2 separate regions of the Homo sapiens genome follow, and region 2 is linked to region 1. A link is an interaction called in ENCODE POLR2A ChIA-PET data of the cell type or tissue named here. Cell type or tissue: PC-3. All regions are shown on one strand. Links, peaks and the distances in the headings refer to the core of each region. The heading gives the core; the rest is flanking DNA. Region 1 has its middle 39 kb from the start of NEUROD1. Region 2 has its middle 8.3 kb from the start of PPP1R1C.

The links. ChIA-PET counts read pairs that join two places held together with the same protein. Peaks named below come from ENCODE experiments on the same cell type or tissue, not always from the same donor. Only the 100,000 strongest peaks of a DNase experiment are listed, where the experiment ranks them.
Region 2: POLR2A ChIA-PET joins it to region 1 with 7 read pairs; 2 of 35 experiments call an interaction of 5 or more read pairs at or near these places.

The regions. Positions count from the first base shown.
Region 1 is chr2:181,716,190-181,723,443 of GRCh38, forward strand. No RefSeq gene overlaps it. Among named protein-coding and RNA genes, the nearest start is that of NEUROD1, 39 kb to the left of the region's middle. In PC-3, for the core only: no CTCF peak of the experiment used is centred there; no DNase peak of the experiment used is centred there.
Region 2 is chr2:181,973,955-181,981,208 of GRCh38, forward strand. It overlaps a transcript of PPP1R1C not described here. Among named protein-coding and RNA genes, the nearest start is that of PPP1R1C, 8.3 kb to the right of the region's middle. In PC-3, for the core only: no CTCF peak of the experiment used is centred there; a DNase peak (open chromatin) is centred at 3,907.

The DNA.
Region 1 (7,254 bases), core at 1,310-5,309:
AGGTAACATGTTAAGCTAAATTCCATTTCTGTATAAACTGAGGCCCTGGCCGCCCCATCAATGATGGGTTTGGGTTTCCTAGAGTCTGAATGGGGCTTATGACAGGTGGGCAGAAAGAGGGTATACACAGAAGGTATAGTATCTTATAGTAATTACGTGTTTACAACAGACCAGGTGCTTTACATGGGTTATTTCACGTAATCCTCATAACAACCTATGGACACTTTTTAAATGAATGAGTATTTTTAATATCTGTATTTTACAGATCAGGAAACAAAAACAGAGAATGAAATAATTTGCCCAAGGTCTTACACTCTCCTTTAAAGTAAACTTATAGAAATGAATTCTAACTCAGGCATTCACCCTCTAAACCCGACAAGCTTGATAGAAACCTCAAACTACCCTTAAATTGAAAATATCCTTATGGCACAGACCTGAAATAAACCTCCAATCAAGAATCAAGCCAATAATTCAGTAGAAGATTCAGAGAGCAAAAGATTTGGAACTGAAGGCAGAGGGCAGAACCCGGAATGATTCTCTGGAGTGCAGAAGTTCTTTTTAATGGTTCGAGAGTCTTGGAACTGCTTGGGCCACATGTGACAACACAGGTCCTTGAGACTTCAGAGGGTGAGTGTGGGAGAGACTGGCACTGCCACAGATGAGCCTGGAGGAATCCGGGAATTTACCATTGTCCTCTTCACAATTGTTTTTAGGATCAAGCCTAGAGATAAAGAGCCATGGTCTCTGAAAATAATGTTGAAAACACACTTACAACACAGCAGAAGCAGAAATAAATGACATATTTCACTCTGTTCATTCAGGCAGAGGTGGGTGCACAGAACATGGTGCTGCAATGGTCTCCTGAAGCTGAGGCCAGCTAACAGGCCCGCAGGCAAGTCAATGGGATGACCAGCAAGTGGGTGGCACCAGCAACAGGGACAAGCATACGGCTTAGAGTCTGAAACCCTGGTTCCAGGCTGAACACTGTCACTGACTATATGACTCTGGGCAATTCATTTAAATTATCTGAACTTTAATTTACTCAGCTGAAAAATGGCTGTAATAGCCACCAAATAGGATTGTTGGGGTATCAGAGAAATCACGTGTGTGAAACACTGTACGCTTTAATACTCACTGAGGGCCTTGTGTGTGCTACACATTAGGAATAGAAAATTGAGACACAGTTCTTGCTCTGAAGAAGTTTGCAATCTAATGATATACACTGTAAATGTTCATTCTCTTTATTCTTATAAGCCCCTCTTCTTTCTAATTCTCCCCCATCCCCTTAATTTGGATTTTGTCTTAAGTTTAGGTTTTCTCAAAAGCAGATCCTTAGGCAAGGACTTGCACACAAGGGGTTTATTTGGAGATGCAAATAAACAGATGAGGTGAGAAAAAGTGACATAGGAAAGGCAAAATCGCCAATATAGGGTGCACTGTTAAGTCGACTACCATGACAGGCCACTCTGGAAAATGCTGCAAAACACACAACTCAGAGATTTTTCTACTTGAGGCAGCGGGGAGCTAGAGTATTTTTACACCAACTTCCATTCATCAATAGTAGAAGGCTTCTTTTACTGGGTGTCAACTCCCAGGCACTTTTGTCCTGCCAGGTGTATGGGCAGAATGTATCTCGCAGCAGCTTCTGAAAAAGGTCTTGGTCAAAGAAATGGAGATACTGGCAGTTGGAAAGTGGCTGGTGCACACTGAGGTCAAAAGAGCCAGGGACTGGGCAGGGTGTTGACAGCATCTGCAAAGATTGGCCCATTCGTCCGCGGGTTCCTGGGTGGGCTCCCTCTTTCCCTACCACCCAAGGCAAAACCAAGAGAGAAGGATTTTTCAACAACACTGTAGAGGCAGGAAATAAAAAGATGTGTGGATTGGTGGTTCTTAAATGTATGCTAATGCTGTCTAGTGGCAACTTTGACTCATGAATCATTGCGCTTTTTCAGAAATGAGGCAGAACTATAGGTCAGTAGAACTATTGTTTAATGGTTCAACTTTCTGTGATAATAGAAATATTCTATATCTTCACTGTATAGTATAGTAGCCACAAGTAACTTGAGCCCATGAATGTGGTAGGTGTGACTGAGGAACTGCATTTTCACTTTTATTTAATTTCAATTAATTTAAATCACCTGTGGCTAGTGGCTACCATATTAGACAATATAGCTTTAGAGTATTTAAAACTATGTTTCATTATTCACAAGTCATCTTAATAATTTTTAAAATAAAGGATAGAGGTAAATAAGTTATATTAATGAGTGTTAAAATCAATATTAAGCTGATTTTTTTTTTTTGAGATGGAGTCTCACTCTATTGTCCAAGCTGGAGTGCAGTGGCTCAATCACAGTTCACTGCAGCCTCGACCACTTGGGCTCAAGTGATCCTTTCACCTAAGCCTCCTGAGTAGTTGAGACCACAGGTGGACATCATTACGCCTGGCTAATTTTTTTTATTATTATTTGTAGAGATGAGGTATCACTATGTTGCCCAGGCTGGTCTCAAACTCCTGGGCTCAAGTGATCCCCTGGCATTGACCTCCCAAAGCGCTGAGATTATGGGCATGAACCACCGCAACCAGTCTTAAGCTGCTTTTAACAACATTAAATGGAAATTGAGCTGAGGTCACAACCAAATATCACTATTCTAATAGAAACTTTGGGACATGGGAATAAATATGAAATCTTATCTACATTTATTATAAAATCTATGATAACAATTTTAGTAGTCAAATTTCTAAAGTTTGACATAATACTGTAGGAACAATAATATCTCAGCAGCTCTACTGCATATTGATGATTCTAAGTAAAGGATCACTTTGGATTGATTACTGTTGATGGAGGAGAAAGATATTTTGAGATACAGGATTTTTCTTTATAATCTTTTCTTCACAATCTCACTAATTATATCTCATATTATTATACAAATTTCTATAAATATTTGTCGACTCAAAATCTATATATAGCATACTTTACAATTTTAACTGTTTACTAGATTTACATTCTCTCTTAAAAGTCATATTAATTGTAATCTAGTTTCCACTGTAACTATTTGAAAGTCTTTAATAATTGTTTTTGTACCTAATTAATAGCTTTCAGAATCATCATTATTGCCATATTTTACGCCTACAGTTTGTTCTACTATAATATGTGTTTCTGCACTGTGAATCAGCTCATATGCACTAGGATCAGAGGATGGTGTTATCTTGGGGATCACATTGGTTTACATGGAATATTTTCCAGCATATTAATGTTTTGTACCAGTGTGTAATGGCATCTGAATGCAAAGTGCACTAACCCAGCTGAATGTCTTGAGCTGGGTTGCACTGTGCCATTCATTCACCATGCTCCTCTTGGCTCCCTGGCAACATGCTCTTTCCTGGAGGTACTTATGGCATGGTTCTCCCTGATCTTTGTGTACTTTGCCCTCATCTCCATAACTCAGCAGCCCCAATCCTTCATCGTATTCCCTTCCACAGATTAGTTTTAGGGTTTTGTTGTTATTCTTTGCGAAGTCCTATTTATACAGTAGTATTTCTTTATTTATTAGTCATTTAACTTTTCAATAGCTGTGCTGGCATTTTTACTAGGATTATCATTTTTGTTAGCACATTAATTATAAAGTTTGTATGTTTTGAGTGGAATTGCATACAATTAGAGTGACTTCACCCTGATACTATTTTGCATCTATTGTTTTTAGTGTATAATCTTGTAGACTTGAGTTCACTTCTTTTTAAAGAAATACATTTGTTGCATTAAGGCAAAACAACTGTGCATCAGTTTTTCAATTGAATGAGAAGATAGCAACAAAAACAATAACAAAAATCATAAGGAGGTCTAGACTCCAGATTGCGATTAGAATGATTGCCTACATTTGAAAGTGAATATTCAGATATGAACGATGTTTCAAATTATATGCTTTGTTTATGTTATTGGTTTTCTTAAGCCAATTAGATATGATGGTAATTTCCAAATAATCTCACTGGTCACATATAAGTCCTGGGATGCCAGAAATGACAGTGAAGTTGGTTATTCATGATCTTCCAAAATCCTAGATCAAAGACAAATGAAAGCATAGATGTTGGCTGAATACTTAGGCCAAAGACAAAGTTCTATGTCTCTATTAGAAAGAAATAAATGCACACTGGCCTACATAAATTTTATTTATATATAAAATTTAAGTATATGTAAGTATATATATATGTATAATTTAAGTATATTTGTATACATATATCGGTTTTTTTTTTTTTTGAGATTTTGGTACATGTTCTTTTTAGGTCCTAAAAAGCCTAAAGAATGGCCAGGTGTGGTGGCTTATGCCTGTAATCCCCACACTTTAGGGGGCTAAGGTGGGTGGATCACAAGGTCAGGAGTTCGAGACCTGCCTGACCAACATGGTGAAACCCTGTCTCTACTAAAATTACAAAAATTAGCTGGGTGTGGTGGCAGGCGCCTATAATCCCAGCTACTCAGGAGACTGAGGCAGGAGAATCACTTGAACTCGGGAGGCAGAGGTTGCAGTGAGCCTAGATCACACCATTGTAGTCCATCCTGGATGACAGAGTGAGACTCTGTCTCAAAAAAAAAAAAAAAAGCCTGAAAAATATAACACACTTCTTCCCCATTTAGGGGGCCTCCTCTTTGGCCAAATATAATGCTGTTTCTTAGAATATATATGTAGAAAAAGCATCCATGAATGGCATGTTCATTCTCAGGAGTTTGAGTGCTTGTATCTCAGATCAAAGAAGTTTGTTAGCAAGTGGTATTAATATTTTGGGAGAAGTTGTTTCCTAGGTGTATGTTTGTAGGGAGGCAGTATAAAGATCAATTCATATGTACCCAACTCAGTTTAGTGCCCTTAAGGTATTTGTCTTTTGAAGAAAACTACAATAATATTAACATCCCTTAAAATGTATGTGCATTAATTTCAGTTACATACTTTTAACTGCCTGCCATCAAATTTAGGGCTTCACACTGCCAGTATAACTCAGGAATGCTGCCCAGTGGCAAACAGCAAAGACTAAGATGAATTTGGAGCTTGATGCAAAATGTTCTCTGGGTCAGTATCCACCATTCCAGGTGCCATCTGGAGATCAAGTGCCTGGAGATTGTGCCTTGAGACATTCTATTGGTTAGAAAGGCAGACTCTGGGTTCAAAGCTCAGCTACGTCACCTCTCTGCTGTGTAAACTTGGTAAATTACTTAATATCTTTGTCTCAATTTTCTCTTTTTTGAAAGTCTGGGTAAAATGATTCCAATTATTTTGGGTTGCTGAGAGGATTAAATGAAATAAACATTAAGTAATTAGCATAATGCCTGGCACATTATAAATGTTTGATGCATGCTAGCCTTCATGATGATGAGGTTTTCTGAGTGTTTTTTTTCCAAGTTATAAGTAAAATCGTGACTGTGAAATAGCTAGTATTGCAAAGAGGCTCCCAGCTGAAAAGCCATAGAATGCTGTCATCACTGGAGTCAGGATTAAGGTAATCAGTCATATTGAAAAGGCAAACTGATCACCAGCATTGATTAACTACATGGAAGCAGAGCATCTGACCCCATAGACAAGAGGATGTTACATTATGACCAAACAAAAATTCCTGTCAAAAAGAACATGGGAACTAATGCAACTAATGGCCTAGGCTAATAACTACCATGCAATTGGATACGCCAGTGACATTTGGTCTATCTCATGAACAAGCATTTTGATATATTCTTTTTTCACAACCCATATATTTCCAGTATACATTCATGTGATATACCTTAAAAGGACATAATGTCTATGACCACATGTTGAGAACTCATGGAGGGCATGGGTAAGAGTACAGGCTCTGGTTTCACATTTTCCAGCTCTTCCATGAACCAGATGTGTAATTCTGGCAAATTGCTAAAGACTCTGAGTCTTGGTTTTCTCATCTGTACAATGGAGGTAAAAATGATTCCTACTGCATAGATTTATTATGATGACTATACAGTTTAATTGACATCGAATATATGGTGCCTTGGGCATAATTAAATAGTCAATAAATACTACCTATTAATAGTTGTAAATTATCATTATTTTTAAGCATTTATAAGTGATCCACCATTTTACAGAGACTTAAACATCACCTATGTCCAGAGTTCCTGCTATGCATGTTAGGTCATATATCTGAAAATGAGTGGAAATGGCAGTTAAGAAGGAGGCACAGAGCAAGTTTCTATTTCTAAATGGAAATAGAGTTAGAAATAGAATTTCTCTAACAGTGAGTTAGACTAGCATTCCACTAGTCAGAATCTATGACCTTACAACATCTAATTGTGTGCCCAAGAGGAAAAGACATGAGTTTTGAAACGGATCCTAGCCTCTGCCCCAGACACTTTTGTATAAAGTTACTATATTACCTTTTAAAATAGGGACCATAATACAAATTTGTAATCTAACTAGGAACAAGAGAAAACTGAATTGTAGCTGGAGATTCAGGAACAACTGAACTCAATATATCTCATTACTACAGAATAAAGATCTATGAATTAATTTTTATGCAAATCAAAATTCAATTTCTTCGGAAAGCTCTTTGATGATTACAAGAACAAAAACTAGCAGTTAATTCTTAATCTGGATGAGGCACTGTGCTAAGAGCTTTATACATTTATCTAATTTACTTACTGTTGCTATACCTTAATGAAGTAGGAGTGATTATTTCTATTTTATATACTGAATTTCTATTTTATACTGAATCCCAAGAAAGTCAACATCCAAGAAATGTACTGCCTTGCCCAAGATCATAGAGACAGTACAAGGTGGAATACAGGCTGGGCGCGGTGACTCACACCTGTAATCCCAGCACTTTGGGAGGCTGAGGCAGGCAGATCACCAGGTCAGGAGATCGAGACCATCCTGGCCAACATGGTGAAACCCCATCTCTACTAAAAATACAAAAAAATTAGCCAGGTGTGGCAGCGTGCTCCTGTAGTCCCAGCTACTCAGGAGGCTAAGACAGGAGAATTGCTTGAACTTGGGAGGCAGAGGCTGCAGTAAGCCGAGATGGGGCCACTGCACTCCAGCCTGGCAACTGAGTGAAACTCCGTCTCAAAAAAAAAAAAAAAAAAAAAAGAAGTGGAATAGAAATGCAAACACAGGTTTTGTTCCCAAAGCCATGAGACTCTACTGCTTCTTGTAACTTCTAATCATTCCTCTATTCAGAAATCCTTGTGTATAACCATCTGATGCTCCTATATGTCTCTCTGCAAATGTTGATTTCTAAGCTGT
Region 2 (7,254 bases), core at 2,027-6,026, 260 kb after region 1:
TTAGTTTGTGGGTTATGCAGACATTTGATGACTTGTTTTTTCCTTGTATCTTGCCTTTTAAACATTATGTTAAATAGTAGCATTTTACCAAGATTGAGAGATAAGAGTTGAAATTTAAATCAGTCAATTATGCTACCTTGGAGTATTTATAAGGCTTTATATATGGGTGGGTAGAGACTTTAAGGTAAAAAAAAGTCATTAAGGAAAGAGAAATGGAACCAATATCTAGAGTTGACTTAAATCATGTATTTGCTGTTTGTCCTCTTTCCCACAGGAATCTAAGAGATGGTTGTGAATATTAATTAAAATAACATACAGAAGATTATACTCTGAGAATATTTCTTACTTGATATTTATCTATGTTACATAAATTCCAAATTGGATTCCATAGAGTATATTTGAAGGTGCAAATGAATTGAACAGAAGATGCTGTTAAAATATTTCACAAAACAACCAGAAATTCAATGAAAGTATCTTAACTGCACTTTAATATTATCACAGAATATATATATTCTAGTCTTGTCACAAACTGTAATTGGAAAAGACTGTGATCATACTCCCTTGCACAAAGATTTGGTATCCATTCTGAGATTGGATTCTTCTAGAATAAATATGAATCTGAAGCATCTCCATGTCAACCTTATATACAGTGGACCCTTCCTGGAATTGAGGAACTCAGATTTTCCAATTGTGCTATGTGATTTTCAGAAACAATTTGAGAATGTTCAGGTGTAAAGGTGTGAAATGGAGAAGACAGTCACTTGGGGTTGGAAGACACCCTTTGCCTGAGAACTATAAATCAGAATGCTCACTGGTTTCCAGAGAAAGTGAGAGTAGTTAGGCAGCAGTAGCTGCCTGGAACTACCTGATTTTCCACTAGCTATACCTGAACATCGTTTAAAAGGTTATACATATTTTAAAGTGCTTCACCATTATTAGGAGTGCAGTCTTTCCTGTCTTCAATCATTTGTAATGTCTCTCAATAAAGGCAGTACCCCAAATGCTTTTCCTGATACCTGCAAAATAAATGAAAGGAGTCCACTAAAATTCTGATGACTGTCAAGATTGTGTCAGACATCAATCATATGGGGTTACAAGGCACTGACTTAAGGGACTCTTAAAACCCTGCTTTGAAAAATTATAATATAAAATTTTGGGGGTAATTTAGATCAGTGTTCCTGATGAAATGTTTTGAAGAACTAAACTGGAGATAGTACATCAGCCTGGTAGTTATTTGTTGCCTTTTTTTTTTTTTTTTTTTTAGAATGTTTTCTCTCTTCAAGATTCTCTTTTGAAAGACATCTAAAAAGGTAAGACTGGGCAAGACTTTGAGAGAATTTGTTCTTTCAAGTCTTCCCTGATTGATAACTATTGCTAAAATATAGTTCATGGTTTGCCTACATCAGTGATGGTGCATAATACTATTTATATTTTGAACATTTCCTCTGAGTAGAAAATGTGAAGTTCATTCAAATTTATGGAGCTTCATCTTCGACTGTGTTTATTCTCTCTCTTTTTTCTCTCTCAGACAACACATTCATTTATTCTGTTTTAACTATGTAAAAAAATAAGAATATGTTGCACTTGTTATCCATAGCTTAAAGAAAGAATTAACAAAGCTAAACCAATAAAATAATAGCTATTTAACAGGAAGCTATAAGAAAACACTCTCCTGGTTCTTTCTCTTTTTATTTTTTATTTTATTATTATTATAATACTTTAAGTTTTAGGGTACATGTGCACAATTATTATTGTAGTTCGTTTCCATTGTATTACATATGTCAAGTACAATGCATATTGAAAGGCCCTCTGTGTACCTATAATATTGCTCTTATAGGTAAATGTAAGAATGTTAGGAACAGTGTTCTTTTGCATTAAGTAAGGGAGGTAAATTCAATATGATTTTGGAAATAATGATCTCATCCAAAGTAGCTTGTCCTTCATTAGAAGACAAAGCATGTTTTTTTGAAAAAGAGCTCTATTTTAATTTCTCTGATTTAAGAGAGGGTGTGAAAAATCTTTTTCTGCATCAAAATGCAAAAGAACCTTAAAAATATTATTTAAAATTATCTTTGTTATTCTGGCTCTTAATTTTTTATTAAAAAATTCAAATGTGCTCATTGTATAACATAGAAAATCATAAAGAGAAAATATATAACCTATAAACTCACCATCCAGAGACAACCCCATTAACATCTCAGAATATATTCTTCCAAACATTTTTCACACATCACACACAAAAGTATAAGTAAGCGTGTATGTATATGTCAGTAGGTGTTTAATGCATGAGTACATGCATGTGTATATATGGATACAAATCTATAATGAAATTATACTAGATACAGCTATACTATTTAAACATTGTGTGAAATTTTTGAAAATTATTTGGAAACCCTACCAACAACAGAGTTCTAGAAGTTACTCTGAATCCAAACCAAATAAAATCTTATAACATTATTTTCTTCCATTGTATTACCAAACTATTTAAAATGTGAAGAATTTTGCAAATGGGTTATTTATTCATTTATTTATTTATATCGTTGAGTAAGAGGATCATACCTATAATCTCCTACAAAGGCTACTGGCCTACTGTTCAGGAATCCTGAGTAATTCTCCTCACCTTAATATAAATTTTATCTATATATCTGTATATCTATATCTATATCTATATCTGTATCTATCTATTCCTCACTCCTCTCTGTCTCTTGAGTATTTTAAACATCTTTCCCCTCTGGCTACCTCCTTGCAGCCCAGGACATATTCAAGTCTGGTTCATCTATAAAATAAATCTAAAAAGCTCCACTCCACTCTTGCTCTTGCTCTCTACTGTAAGGTCCCATGTTTGAAGGAGGCTTTCTTTTAACTGTCAAGGTGTTTTTTAAAGAACTTGCCTAAATTATGGGCCAGGCACAATGGCTTATGCCTGTAATCCCAGCACTTTGGGATGCTGAGGCAGGTGGATCACTTGAGGCCAGGAGTTCAAGACCAGCCTGGGCAACATAGCGAGACCCTGTCTCTACTAAAAATACAAAAATTAGCTTGGCATGGTGACACATGCCTGTAATCCCAGCTACCTGGAGGCTGAGGCATGAGAATCACTTGAACCCAGGTGGAGGTTGCAGTGAGCTGAGATCGTGCCATTGCACTCCAGCCTGGGCAACAGAGTGAGAATCTATCTAAAAAAAAAAAAAAAAAAAAAAAAAAAAAAAAAAAAAAAAAGCTAGGCTAATTTTTTATCACCTACCTATTTCCCACTCTTTCCCTCAATATAACTACTAGAATTCAGTGGATAATTTTTAGATGTTTGTAATTACATCCTCTGTAGTTTTGACATGCTGATCACATGTTTCCTAAAGAAACTCTCTTCAATCTTTATTTCCATGTTGTTATTCTTTCCTGGTCTTCTTACTCCTCTGATTGTATTTTTGTGTGTGTGTGTTTGTTTCCATTTTGTCCTCTTTTCCCCCTTAACATTTGGGTTTATCAGAATTCTACACTTTTTTCTTATCTTTGCATTCCACAAACTGCTTGGATTAATTTATCTATCCCCATGTCTTTCAGGGCTTATTTGACAAGGACTCATATATTATGTGTATACCTTCAAGACAGACCACTCTTCTGTGTTATAAAATAGAAAACTGTAAGAATAATACTAATGATTTTTAAAGTGCCTAACAGGACACTTTAAAAAGTGTGGTGGCTCATGCCCGTAATCCCAGCACTTTGGAGGCCAGCAACCATTTTTTATGTCCATAGTTTCTGTAGGTCAAGAATCCAGGTAAGGCAAAGTGAAGATGACTTGTCTCTGCTCCACTATGTTGAGGGCCTCAGTTGGAACTCTCACAACTGGAGCTGACTCACGTGGCTGGGGACTGGAATTACCCGGAGGCTTCTTCACTCACATGTCTCATGGGGTAGCTGTGATGACTCAAAGTCTGGGCTCCACTGGGGCTGTTGACAGGAATCAGCATGTGACATCTTGTATTAGTCTGTTTTCATGCTGCTAATAAAGACCTACCTGAGACTGGGTGGTTTATAAAGCAGAGAGGTTTAATGGACTCATGGTTTCACATGGCTGGGGAGGCCTCACAATCATGGTGGAAGACAAAGAAAGAACAAAGGGATGTCTTATATGGCGGCAGGCAAGGGGGCTTGTGCAGGGGAAGTCCCAGTTATAAAACCATCAGATCTTATGAGACTTATTCACTACCACAAGAAAAGTATGGCAAAACCACTCCCATGATTCAATTAACTCCACCTGGCCCTGCCCTTAACACATGGGGATTATCACAATTCAGAGTGAGATTTGGTGGGGACACAGTCAAACCTCTGCATGCGACTTGGGCTTTTCACTGAATACCTTCTGGGTTCTGAATGTGCCTCATGACAGAACATTTGGAGAGTAGGCAGACAGAGCAATGCCAGAGTGTTTTTCTTTGCACCATGATGTCTGGGGCATCAGATCAGAGACTCAAACAGCTGGAGATGACTTGAATAGCTAGGGATTAGAATGCTTTGGAAGCTTCTTAACTCGCATGGCTGACACCTGGGCAAAAATGACTCACAGGTCAGGCTCAGTTGAGGGTGCCCACTGGAGTACTCACAGGTGGTCTCCATGTGGCTTTGCCTTCTTCACAGTGCAGTGGCTGTTTTCTGAGAGGGAGCAGTCCTAGCTGGAGGGACTGGAGGGGTGTTACACAGGAACTGAGTGGAATGAGCATGGCCTTTTATGAACCAGCCTCAGTAGTCAGGAAGCATCACCTTCTCTGTGTTCTATAGTTTACATATGAGTCACTTAGGCCAGCCGAGATTTGAAGGGAATTAGACTACAACTCTTGGTGGGAGAATAGTAAGGGCCATTTCAGAAAAATATGGGGAATGAGAGAGATTGTTTCTTCCATTTTTGCAAAAATAGATACCCCAATACCCCTAACTGAGCCTAGCTTTTGAGTCATTCTTGCCCAGGTGTCAGGCATGTGAGTAAAGAAGCCTCCAGAGCATTCTAATCCCTGGCTATTCAAGTCATCTCCAGCTGTTTGAGTCACAATTATGCCATGTGCTGAACAGTTTTCATGAATTACCTCTTGGAATCCTTATATCAATTCTATGAAATAGTTAAGAGTTTTATCCTTATTTTAAATTTTAATATTCACTAATTTTAACAATGAGAAAATGTAAGGAGTATTTCCATCTAGATAACATACTTGGACTAAACCAAGTCTAGAGTAATTGATTTTTATTGTTGTTCTACATCTTATCCTTACATTTTACCATTTAGTGAGTGATATGACCCCATATACTAGGCTGCTAAATCTGAATTCGTAGTTCATCATTGTTCCAACTCTCTCTTCCGTTATTATCATCCAATTTCATTAAATAACTATATTCTATGCATCTCCCTCTCCATTTTCACTGCTATTACTTTATTTGAGGCTTTTTTTCATTTCTTGAGTAGATTTTTATACATCCTCAGATAATCTTGTCTCTGGTCTTGACCCATTCCAATCTACTTCTACATGGGCACCACAGTGATCATTCTTTAAAAAACCTAAATCAAATTGCCATACTCTCTTATGTGAATCTCTTTAGTTCCTGTCACTGCCTTCAGAGTAAATCCCACATTTCTTTGCATGGGCAAGAATGACTCAAAAGCTAGGCTCAGTTGGGGGTATCGGGGTATCTACTTTTGCAAAGAAATGTGCATGGCATGCAATGTTGTCATTTCTTCCTCTAGGTCAGGGACTGAGTGAAGATAACTGGGTGTAAATAGAGTGTACGTAGTGTTAGAGGCGATGGAGCCTGTCTCTATGTAAAAATCACTTCTTTGCATAGAGAGGGCAGCTCTGTGACCTTGTGGATATCAGGGCCCAGCTTTGCAAGACTTTCTATTTTATTGAGAAGCTGAATATCTTTATTTTTGTGTGTTTTTGTGTATTTTTAAACATGGTAGCAATTAAAAACAACAACAACACCTGTAGGCAAATAAAAGAATGTCTGTGGCTCACAGTCAGACATCACCCTCCTACCTAGGTCCCCTTTCCACTTCCTATAACTCCTTTTGATCATGGCGTCACCAGCTCTATGGTGCTTATTTTTATAGGATTCTGCCTTCTTCTCTCAACTGTATGTTCTTTAGAGGTTGGGATCTTATTGTATTTGTGTTTGTATCACTGTGTCTGTCATAGAATGAGATACTCAATAAATATTTGTTGGATGTATAAATAATATTTATGAAAGCATTTTGGAAATGAATATATTTCTAGGTATACTCAGCAATTACAAGTCCAACTTCATTTAATAATCATCTCTCCAAAACAAAAAGCAGGGAGAGGCTAACATTAAGCTATGGAAATCCATAAAAGTGAAAGGTACCAAAACAAATGAAAAGGGAGATAGGTAGACAAGGGGTGAGAGCGAATTCCAAGTCTTCCTCACGTTATTCCTGTGCCTTTGCTGGACTTGAGCTAAAGCCTGTTTAAAAGTCTACAATGTCTAAAATTTCTAAGACTGTCCACACTGGGCTGTGATTGACTGTGTCCCCATGACACTCCTATTCCTGGGCTGTCCATTGAGCTGTTTCCCCAAAGTGGCATCAGTAAAGACCTACAGTGCCTCGGCTCTACAAATCTCTGTAGCTCCCTCTCTCTGATGTCAACTCACTGCTATAGCATCATGGCTAATATGGACTTGCTACAAACTCTTCATGGGTTTATGGCTTTCTTTAGTGAAACTGCCTCAACAAGAATAGAGATTAAACATAATTGAGTGACTACTCAGGAAAATTATACATTAAAAAATAGTGTCTGCATGGTTAGAGAAAAAAAATACTGAGTATGTAACACACTAATAATTCTTCAGTTCAATTCAGCACTCATATACACTCTACTGATTGATATGAGGATTCTAGAGTAAGTCAAAATTGTTAGAGTTAGTGAAGATGAGAACATGCAATCACAAAACAAATAAGGAGAAGTTTTTTTTTTTTTTTTTTTGAGACGGAGTCTCGCTCTGTCGCCCAGGCTGGAGTGCAGTGGCGGGATCTCGGCTCACTGCAAGCTCCGCCTCCCGGGTTCACGCCATTCTCCTGCCTCAGCCTCCCAAGTAGCTGGGACTACAGGCGCCCGCCACTACGCCCGGCTAATTTTTTGTATTTTTAGTAGAGACGGGGTTTCACCGTTTTAGCCGGGATGGTCTCGATCTCCTGACCTCGTGATCCGCCCGCCTCGGCCTCCCAAAGTGCTGGGATTACAGGCG